Regions from separate parts of the Mus musculus genome. Here region 2 is linked to region 1. Evidence: chromatin loops called from intact Hi-C (ENCODE). Cell type or tissue: heart. All regions are shown on one strand. Links, peaks and the distances in the headings refer to the core of each region. The heading gives the core; the rest is flanking DNA. Region 1 holds the start of Stk11 (serine/threonine kinase 11). Region 2 holds the start of Arid3a (AT rich interactive domain 3A (BRIGHT-like)).

Region 1 (5,363 bases), core at 293-5,292:
GTAATGGCTATTCCTGGTTGTCAGCTTGACTATATCTGGAATGAATTACAATCCAGAATTGGAAGGCTCACCTGTGATCCTGATCTGGAGGCTGGAAGATACAAGTTTCTGACCTGGATCTTGGCATGGAGATCTTGAGGCATAGTGACTATGAGTCCCAGGAGACTAAGACAGGGAGAGCTCCGAGTTCAAGGTCAGCCTGGGAAAAAACAAGTCCCAGATCCAGGCCGGGTGGTACACACCTTTAATCTGGGCCACACCTTCTGATAGAGACCTACAAGGACATTGGAAGAAGGAAGACTCCCTCTTCTTTGCCAGCACAGCTGTTGGAATCTACTGGCCTGTGGGACCGAGCAACTGTTAGATCTTTGGACTTCATTCACAGCTGACTGTAGTTGGAAAGTTGGACTGCAGACTGTAAGTCATCATCACAAATTCCCTTACTGTATAGACACTATCCATAAGTTGAGTGACTCTAGGGAACCCTGACTAATACAGAGATGGTAGCACTATGTAGCCCAAGCTGGCCTGGAACTCACTACGTAGTTGAGGGTGAACTCTTTCCTGCCACCGCCTGAGCCTCCTGTAAGTGTGACGTATGTGGCAGCAGGGATGGAAACAGCCTGGCTGCAGGCTTCATCTTTAGTCTGAAGTTTTCCCTCCTGGTGGCTTCTACCCCACCCCCCACCCCAGGCACCATTCCCATTGTGCTTCTATGGTCTGGAATCTGCGGCCTCTCAGGGATAATTCATGTTATTGAAGTGGTACTGAGTTCCCAAATTTACAAAGTAGCTGCTCTACTGGAAGTCACAGTTTTGGTTCTCAGCACTCTCACATGCCTGGTCACAACTATTTGCAACACCATTTCCAAGGTATCTGAGGCCTCAGTGGGGTCCTGAATGTGACAGACATACACACAGGTAAATATGATAAATCTCTAAATACTTCTAACTATATCTCTGACCCAGAGTTCTCACCAGAGTGATAACTCTTCCCGTCAGAGAATTCAGGGTAATGTCTTGGGGACATGAGAGGCTGTCACACTGGGGGAGCTCAGGTACAGATCGGGTAGAAACAGAATGTTGTCTATTGCCCCTGACTCTTTCTGGATCTGTCCTTGGAGTCTGTCAGGGGAAGGGTGGAGGTGGAGGAGGAGACTTCCTTATCACTGCCATAGTTTAAGGCAATGTCAGAGCAATGAAATGGAGGTGAAACTCCAGAGTCTCCCTGTGTGATGTGGGTGCTGGCCAGCAAACCTGTGTGCTCAGGAGAGCAGCCAGTGCTCTTCACCCCTGACCTGTCCCTCCATCCAGCCTGACTCTGTTTGTCTAGTCTGTGTTTTCCCTGGATTTCTGTCTTCACGTCTGTTTCTCTGATCTTTTTTCTTAATTTATGTGCTTGCATAAGTCAGTTCTCTCCTCCTTTTAAGTCCTGAAGGCTGAACACATGTAGAGCAAGCACTTTTCCCACCTTTCCTGGAGTCTAGGTCTCTCCCTCCCCCAGGACTCTCCTGGCAGTACACCCCGCCCCCTAGTGGCCTCGGAGGGAACCATAGACTCACGGATCTATGGACCTTGTAACCGGCCTGTGCGTAAACTTGTGTGTAGAGGGAGTCAGGCAGGGTGAGCACTCGTCCCTCAATCATACTCCAACCCTTATTTTTTATTCGTGCAGTTAAAAAAGGGCACAGATAAAAATAATTAGATTAACCACCCAAAAACACTGCAGCAGGTGAGTTGAGGCCAGCGGCGACGTCTTACCCAGCCACCTTTTTTGATAACTGTTATTTAAAATTCTGTGTTGTGTGTGTGCGCGCGCGCGCCTACCACGGAGTCCCTAGGTTCAGAGACAGCCTGAGGGAGGCATTTCACTCTAGCCACCTTGTGAACTTACGGGGATCGAACTCATGAAGTCAGATTTGACGTCAATCGCCCGCAACCTCTGAGCCATCTCACCAGCCCAGCTGCTCTTATTTTGCACAGGAAACGCTCCTCTCTATGCCATGGATCTCAGAGGCGCTACATTAAGGCTTCAGGTTCGGGAGTGTCGACTTTGGGCTACTTTTTGACCTTTGACCCCTCCCCCAAGGCCGTTAAGAGCAAGCCTGGGCTGGATCTCTTTAGGGATCCACGAGCCTCTCTCTCCACCCTCCCCCATGCCTCCAGTCGCGGCCGTTCCCCGGAGGACGTTGACGCGCGTGAACTCTAACCGGAGGCCCGAAACTCCGAGGTCACCACAGCCAGCCCAGAGGTTTCGCTGGCCCGTCGCGCTTGCTGACGGGCGTCTGCGACAGCCACTGGCAAATAAAGTCCCGCCCCCACACACCAGGGCCAACCACTGAGGGGCGGGGCTTGAAGCCACAGCCCACGGCCGCTCCCTTACAGTCGCTTGCTTACTCCCATTGACGGGCGTCTCAGACAACCAATGAGAATTTAGATCACGCCTTCTCAGATGGAACCCGAACTGTCCAATGTCAGCTCGGGCGCCCACCTAGATCCAAATAGCCCAATCCTCGTTGGCGATTGAGGCGGGTCCGAAAGGTGGGGCCTAAAGCTACAGCCAACTGCCGCGCACGTCGGCTCCGCGAGGGGGCGTGTCCACCGTTGCGACGTGCGACGACGGCGCGGCGCAGGGCGGTAAACAAGATGGCGGCGGCGTGTCGGTCTAGGAAAGGGGAGGCGGCTCACGGCGTCCGCGAGTGAGGCGCGAGTCGCCGAGGGCGGCGCCGGCGTGGAGTTGTCTCTCGCGGGCAGCATCTTTCTGCCTGGAGTTCGATTCCCCCCTCGCCGCTCCGGCCTCCTGCCTGTCGCGCGGCGGCTAGGCGGCGAGGGGGACGCGCCGCCTGGGGTGGTTTTTTTCCCCCCTCGGTCCCCGGAAGATTTCCTGTCCGGATTTCGTGTCCGCGACTTGCGGGTGTCCCGGTGTCCCGCGTCCGGGTGGAGTCTGCGCCCCGAGAAGTCGTAGAACTAAGGGGCCGCGCGCGGCTTCGGCGCGGGCCGGACATGGACGGCGCGGACCGGCCTCGACGCGGCCGCCTGGGCCCCTGAGCGCGGGGCCCAAGTGGCGAACATGACCTAGCGGCCCGCGCGCCGCGACGGCGGACCGTCGCCTCCGTCGGAAGCAGCGTCCCCGGGGACCCGAATTGGGGGGACGCGAGGGTTGGGGGGGCTCATTGCTTTTTTTTTTTTCATTCTTATTTTCATTTTTTTTCTCCCTGAGCACCTAGAAGAAAAGGGGAAAATCAAAAGTGAAGAATTGGCGCCCAGGAAGCGGACGTGGACCCGGTTGTGGGGACCGGGAGAGTTGTGGAGGTCGTTCCTGTTTTTCCCCGTTCCTTTTTTCCCCTTCTTGGAACATTTGGAAGAAGCGGGTGGGGGGGGGGGAATTCGAACTTGAAAAGAATTGGCGCTCCCGAAGGGGACGAGGACAAAGAGTGGGCCAGGATGGACGTGGCGGACCCCGAGCCGTTGGGCCTTTTCTCCGAGGGCGAGCTGATGTCGGTGGGCATGGACACCTTCATCCACCGCATCGACTCCACCGAGGTAATCTACCAGCCGCGCCGCAAACGCGCCAAGCTCATCGGCAAGTACCTGATGGGGGACCTGCTCGGGGAGGGCTCGTACGGCAAGGTGAAGGAGGTGCTGGACTCCGAGACCTTATGCCGCAGGGCGGTCAAGATCCTCAAGAAGAAAAAGCTGCGCAGGATCCCCAATGGAGAGGCCAACGTCAAGAAGTAGGTGCCAAGGGCCTGGGGCCGACGCGGGCGCTGCCTTGAGCTCCTTGGGCAGCCCTTCCTCCTACTTTCTGGCTCTTCTCTTTCCTCTAACCGTTTTCTCTTCTCATTTCCTTCCTCCTTTTTCATCTCTTTCCTTTTACTGCCTTATCTACCCCATCTATCCCTGAGCGTCACCTCGTGGGGTCTGTATGTTAGGGCAGCCTGCAGGACTGTCCTAGCAGGAGGTCGTGCAGCCAACTGCGCCTCCAGCCCCCCTCTTTGGGCCAGGTCCTGGCGCAAGTCGCGCCTGGCTTCTTTGGCGGGCGTTGCCAGGCGGGTGGCTAGTTTGTTTACGCAGCTAGAGGGAACCGGTGGGGCCAAAAATAATGGTGAAGGGGGTGGGGGGGGTAGCCGGCCAGTGCTTGCGCAGGTCCCTGCGGTGTCGTGCGCGTAGTTGGCGTCGTTGGCCCGTGGGGACTCTTTATCGCCTGCTAGGCTTGGCGGAACTTGGAAAACTTCACCTACCGGCTTCCAAGAAGGGGCCTTATCTTTGGGACCAGCACTGGCCACACTCTGCCTAACTGACCTTGCCTCTGGTCCTGTCCCAGGAAAGGCTGGCAGCTTCTTGTTTTTGCCAGCTGGGCACTGCTTTGAGTGGTACGTACAGGAAAGGAAGGTGGACAGATATCCAGGATCAGATGTGTGGACCCAGGGGTGGAGCAGGGCAGGCTGGTGGCCTAGGCTCCTCTCAGGACCTCCTTGGCCTTTTTTGTAGGAGTGGTCTTAGGTCAGTCTTGCACTGGGGAACCTGGGCACCCAGCATCAGGTGTTCCTTCAGAGGCCTGAGCTTGGAAATTCCTGGCTTGAAATCATTGTCTCAAGGTGGAGGTGCCAGAGGTTGCTCACCTCCAGGTGGTGTCTGCTGGTCTCCAAGGCAAGTGGCTTCCTTTGGCTTCAGGGTAATGGTTCTTGGAAGCCCACCATGTCTGGGAGGCTGCCCAGGCCTGCATCCTGGCTTGGGTCAGCTGCAGTCCTTGTAACACATGGCAAGCCTGTGTGCTCTCTCTGCCTGTGACAGAGGGCCCCAGAGCTCTGTCTGCGACTTCCTAGCCCTCACCTGCTGCTTTAGGCTTCCTGCCATCTCAACACCCAGGTTGGGGTGTGGCTTGCAGAGCCAGGCAGGTTCAGCTGAGAGAGATTGGTCCCTAGATCCTGAAGTAAACCCCCCCCCCCATGAATTAGTGATGCTGGACACAGTCAACACTGGAGGTCATCAGGACTGGGGAGCTCCTACACACTAGGGTGATATAAGGAGCCTGCACGGTTCCTCAAGACAGGAGTTGGTCTGGGCAAGTAGACACATGCCTCTCATTGCAGTGCTGGAGAGACTGAGGAAGGAGGATTGCTTCTGTTTCTAGACCAGCTAGGAGTGCATGGGAAAACCTGGTTTTATAAGGGAAACTGGTTGGTAGGGTGAAGGCCCCAGGACCCACAAGGTGAAAGCAGACTCAGTTCTCACAAGTTTGCTCTGACTTCCATGTGTATGCTGTGGCACATGTATATACACACACAAGATAAAAACCAGGAGGAGAAACTGAGGCAAAAGCTGCAGACTGACACACTGCCCTGCAGTAAGGTGCTTGACTGG
Region 2 (5,363 bases), core at 98-5,097, 190 kb before region 1:
GAAGCCCCGCCTCCATGATGAAAAATCTTACCCTGGGCGCAGTTCCGCTGGCGCCCGGCAGGCGGCGCGCACACCCTGCGGCGCGAGTCGGATGCCTTTCAAGTTGCCAGAATTGTATCTTGTGAATTAGGAGACCTGTCATAAGGAGACCTGTCATTATGTCATTATGCTTGCCACCTGGACCCTTGGCTAAATATATCCCTGCCATAAAAAAGGGACCAGCAGATTTAGGCTTTTGTCTTTGAAGATTCTATCAAAAAATACTAAGAACAGTATTTTAGGGGTCAGCAACAAGGTTCAGAAGGTAAAGGCACTTGCTGACAAGCTTGGCGTCCTGAGAATCTTGGCATCCCAGAATACACATAAAGGTGGAAGGAGAAAGCCGACTCCACTAAGTTTTCCTAGGACCTCTATGCGTGAGCTGCTGAAGCCCTTCTGGTCTCGGTCTCTTTCTCTCTCTCTCTCTCTCTCTCTCTCTCTCTCTCTCTCTCACACACACACAGACACGAGAGAGAGAGAGAGAGAGAGAGAGAGAGAATGGGAATGTATGTTGCTTTCATTATCTTGGCAGAATGTTTTGGGGGGTTGCCCAAGTTTACAGGGGACACACAAGATGATTAGAGGGAGAAAGATCTGCTAGTAGCCCGTTTGATGCTGGAGAAGAATGCTGGTGTGCAGGCCCAGCTCCACCCCGGGGCCACACCCCAACACATCAAGGTGTCTAAAGTTTGAAGGCGCAGTTCGCTGCCACCTGCAACTTTCTTAGCCTTGCAGGCTAAGGTTCCAAGCAACTGCTGCAGTCTCAGATTCTAGGGAGGATTCCGGGAACTTGGATTGGCCGGAGCCACCCCATCTCTCCAGACACTCACACAAGTGGCTTTCAAGGGGCAGACTGCTCAAGATCCCCACAACAGTCTAACAAGGGACCTGAGCACCACCTATGGGGAACTAGTCGAGGTCGGGGGTTGCCCTGAGCACTGGCGTTACCCACTAGAATCGTCTCAACTTCTAGCTGAGCTCACATCATGCCTCGGTTTCCCAGCCTGCAAAATGGGACCTCAGAATCCAGTACTCTCCCGAGACGAACTGGGTAGACCGAGGCAGGGGCTTCACTGAGTTGGTTAAAGGATGGCCCTCCTTTCCCTCGCTCCTAGGTACGGTCGTCACGGTTCCTCGCATTTCCTCGAACGCGCGCGCAGCCCAACCCGGTGCTTTTGCGCACGCAGCGCCCTCACACCCCAGCGTCCCAGCCCCCGCAGATCTAGCCTAGCCGGGGGTTTTTAAGCCCATTTCAGAGACGTGGAGCCTCAGGCCCGGAAGGTTAGGGTAGCATAGTGGGCGGAGGTTCCAGCTCCAAGCTTGGCTTATCCATCTTGCGTTCCGGGTGAAACCAGGAAACGGCCGGGGGCCCAGGTGACTTTCCGCTCAGAGGTGGGGCGAGGAACCCTTTTTAACTCTTCGGGATTCCCGCGATGGGGCTCTCGCAGCCCCGCCCTCCCGCTCGCGGCCTCTGCGCCGTGGGCTGCGGCGTGCACTTTGCGCACGGTCCCTAAGATGGGGGCGGAGCGTCCCTCAGTCCGGTTCCCCCTTCCTTTTATTATTTATTATCATTTAAAGGGGCCGCGACCTGAAGTTTTCCGTCCACTCTGTGGCGGCTCTCCGGCTCCCCTCCACCTCCTCCCACCGTGGACGTCCTCAGATTGAGTTGGAGAAGGGGGACCCCGGTGTGGTGTCCTGGGAAAGCTTGGAAAGGGGGACCCTGGAGAGACACCCACCACCTCCTCCTGCGTCCCCGGGGCTGCTGAATCACCGGCGAGGTATTTGCATCTGAGAGCAATTTGTCACACGGCGATTCGTCTGCTGGGTGGGGGAGGGGCGGGGCGGGGGGCCCGGTCGCGCGCGGAGACCTCGTCCCTATCCGATCCAGACGGATGGAGATGTAGACGCGGCCTGGAGACTCGGTGAGGCGGGTGACCCCGAAGCCAGGAGCGTGCACTGGGCACCAGGGGGAGGCCAAGGGGGAGAGAGGCCACCGGAGGCCACCAGCAGGCTGGACTCTGGGCTGGGCTCCGGGCACCGGGGCATGCGCCCCCCGGGCCACCCCGGGCGGTAAGGCCTTTTGCAGCGCGGCTCTAGCGATCTCTCCTAAAGGTGGCAGCGTAGGGCACCCTGGAAACCGACAATTGCGGGGTCTCCAAAGTTAGGCAAAGACGCGCGCGTAGAGGGGTGCAGGGCTGAGTATGCGACTTGACGGATCAGAGTTGGGGTGGCTGTTGCGGTTGTAGATCTTGGAGACCTTCATCCGGTACACGAGTGCGCGGGGGTCGCGAGTGCGCGCTGTCCCCTGGCGGAAGGAAACGGACCCGGGGTGTGTGTGTCTGTGTATGTGCGCGCGCGCAGAGGACTGGGGGCTGCGCTCTGGGAACATGGTTTTGCTTTTTCTTATTAATTAAAAAAGATGTTTGGAGATAGGATCTTACTGTGTAGTACGGGCTGACTTAGAACTCGAGTTAAAGCTCAGACTAGCCTGAAACTCGAGGCCATCCCCCTGCCGCAGCTTTCCTTCCCAAGTGCTTGGGAAAATCCCAGGCCGGGCGCGCCACCACGCCCCGGTACCTACAGTTCTTTTTCTCTTCCAAACCTGTGTCCAGCGGGGTCCGCCCATCTCCCCCCCCCCATTTCGTTCCCTAGCTCCAGTGTACTACTGGGACTGGGGTCTCCACTTGCCCCGCGGGGTGCGCCCATCCAGATCCCTCCGGTAGGGTCCCCTGCCCCCCCCCCCCCGACACAAAAGAGGGAGCAGGAAGCGCGGAGTGCGCGCGTGTGTGTCAACTCGCAGCGGGTTTGTCAAATATCTTCCGTTTTTTACGACTTGGGCAGCAGGGTCACCCCCCCTCCCCAGCTCGCTCTTTCCAAGAAGCCTTTGAAATACCGACTCCACTGGGGGGGTTGTTTGTTTGTTTTTTTGTTGTTGTTTTACATTTGTCCTCTGACTGGGGTGTGTTTTTGCACACGTCTCCTGGGGGGGCACAGTGCCTTCTTTCCCAGCCCCCTCCCCAGCTCCTGCCCTTCCCCCTCCACCTCCCTTGGAGGAGAGAGGGGCCCCTTTCGCCACCCTCGGGCCCTGGCCTTGCACAACTCCAAATAACCGTGTTTTGCAAGGCCTGGCCGAGCTAGTGACCTCTCTCTCTCTCTCTCTCTCTCTCTCTCTCTCTCTCTCTCTCTCTCTCTCTCTCTCTCTTCCCTCTCTCCCTCTCCCCCTCCCTCTCTCCCTCCCTCCCTCCCTCCTTCCCTCCCTCTCTCTCTCTCTCTCTCTCTCTCTCTCTCTCTCTCTCTCTCTCTCTCTCTCTCTCTCTGACCTGAGGCTTGGAGGTGGTGGGGGGACTAGGGTGTGGCTCTGGGTCTCTTCCCCACTGCAGCCAGATCCCCCTTCCACAAACACCAGCTACCAGTTCCTAGTAGATCTTTCTGAGAATGCCATAAATTGAGGGTGGGGGCCAAGGACAAAGGGCTGGGGGAGGGGTCTATAAGGATGGGCAACGTTGGCTCAGGGTACCGGTACCTCTAGAGGGTGGGGGATGTCCAGGCCTGACCTAGGGGCAGCTTTGGGGTTTCCATCTGTGTCCCTCCAGGGCTACCAGCCCCACCAGTGGAGGCCTACCCTGTTCCCCTCCCCCACCCTCCACCAGGAAGGGTCATTAAACCAAACAGACCTGGGTGGGGGGACGGGAGGCTGGGAGAGGGGCTTCCTCTAGCTTTTTCCTCATGCCTTCCCCCACCCCACCCTCAAAGAGGGGGCGTCGCTTTCAGCATTTCCGTGGGGGGGGGGTTTGTGCTCAGCGGGGTGGGGGAAGGGCGATGGATCAAGCCAGATAGTGTCCAGAAATGTCCCCTCCAGCAGTTCTTGAGTCTGGTGGACCAGGGTGACCAGCAGCCACAGGGTGTGGAGGGACTGAGTGTTGAGGCCACTCATGTGTCCAGGCCTCCAAGGTTTCTCTTTCTTGGGAAGCCTAGGCTGAAAGGGGTGACCCTTGGCATTCTTTTCCTTTGGGGCCACCCACCTGCCAGAATTCTGCTGAAAGTGTGGGGTTTGGGGTGACCCCAAAGGAAAAGGAAGGGGTCTAGGGAAGGGGACATTAGACGTCCTCATTCTCCTTGAAGATCTAGAGAGTCCTGAACTGCAGAGGTCTCCTTAGGCAGGGGAGCAGATGACCAGGATGTCTGTTGAAAACAACAGCCAGGAGTTGTCTGCCTTCTTCACACACTGGGTTGTTGGGGTCACTCCCAGGGGTTCTGTACGCAAAGACTTTTGAGGTTCAGGCTAGACAGAGGATGGCCTGTCAGATTTTCTGTCTGCAAGGTGGACTAAACTCTCCCCTTGAGCCATGGTCCCTTGATTTCAGGCCATTTGAGTGTTGCTGGGCACTGTCCACTCTCTTATTGGTGGCTTATGGGGGGGGGGAGTGTCGAGTTATGGCCTGGAGCCAGGTGGGACCTGGATCCTGGTGCTGGCTGAAAGGACACCAGGGCTTCTGGCAGGGACACATGCTGTATTCTGGGACATTTCCCTCCTTGGAGCTTTATAACCTAGTGACGGCAGACTGTGCCCTCTGCAAAGCCTTGAGCAGCACTGGACACTCGGGTGATGCCTGCATGGTGCGCTGCTGTTCCCGAGTGTGACACACGGTGGGCACTTGTACCACACTAGTGGCACACCAAGGCCCTAAGGCCAGCTGAGGGACATCTGAGAAGGCAACATGTGAATGGGCACACATGTCTAGGGCTCCTAGACGGCGACTGTGTAATCTTGGCCAGGGGTCCCAGGGCCTCTCGGGGCCAAGCAACATCTAGAACTTAGAACCAGAATCCAGAACCCAGAGGGACTGTGGAGTCTAGAAGAGGGGGGTACGACCAATAAGAAAGCAAGAACACCAGGCCCCTCCCCCACAGCTCTTCTTATGGGACAATCACCCAAGGTGTCCCTGGTGGACCTGACCAGAGGGGACCCAGAGATTCCCTTAGTGTCCACTGCAGTGATCCTGGTCCCGAGGAACCTGCAGACCGGCAGATGGGGGTGCCAGCCCTGAGCAGGTGTGACCAATTCTCCCATCAGCTTTTGCTGTAGCCTTCTGGGGAAGGATGTGTCACTGGGGCGCAGGTGGAGTCTGACCTCATCTCTTGCTGTGTTCCCCCAGGAGTCTGCAGGTGCTTGAATGAGCCCAACACCAGTCTCTGCCCCTGGGTGCCTGACGTAACAAGGATCCCACTGGTGGCTCCTGGCATGCCCCACTAGCCTTCAGCCTGAGTTGGCAGCCCCTGTCTCTGCCAGCCGCCACCCTGCACTGTTCCGGCTCCCCCGAGGT

The links. Hi-C counts contacts between places; a loop is a spot of excess contacts. Peaks named below come from ENCODE experiments on the same cell type or tissue, not always from the same donor. Only the 100,000 strongest peaks of a DNase experiment are listed, where the experiment ranks them.
Region 2: it touches region 1 in a loop (6-fold over the local background); 1 of 42 quality-filtered maps calls a loop at or near these places.

Annotation. Positions count from the first base shown.
Region 1 is chr10:80,113,175-80,118,537 of GRCm38, forward strand. It overlaps Stk11 (serine/threonine kinase 11), which reads left to right and starts at 2,621. Exons shown (of 10, transcript NM_011492.5): 1 at 2,621-3,733. The coding sequence starts at 3,444. In heart, for the core only: CTCF peaks have their summits at 2,554 and 4,050; DNase peaks (open chromatin) are centred at 1,547, 2,417, 4,157, 4,712 and 1 weaker place; H3K4me3 peaks cover 4,119 bases; H3K27ac peaks cover 3,697 bases.
Region 2 is chr10:79,925,440-79,930,802 of GRCm38, forward strand. It overlaps Arid3a (AT rich interactive domain 3A (BRIGHT-like)), which reads left to right and starts at 1,902. Exons shown (of 9, transcript NM_001288625.1): 1 at 1,902-1,961; 2 at 5,196-5,363. It overlaps Gm40715 (a long non-coding RNA gene), which reads right to left and starts at 1,552. Exons shown (of 2, transcript XR_001779822.2): 1 at 1,023-1,552; 2 at 1-150. In heart, for the core only: CTCF peaks have their summits at 2,136 and 2,337; DNase peaks (open chromatin) are centred at 1,532, 2,042, 2,302, 2,842 and 1 weaker place; H3K4me3 peaks cover 4,648 bases; H3K27ac peaks cover 5,000 bases.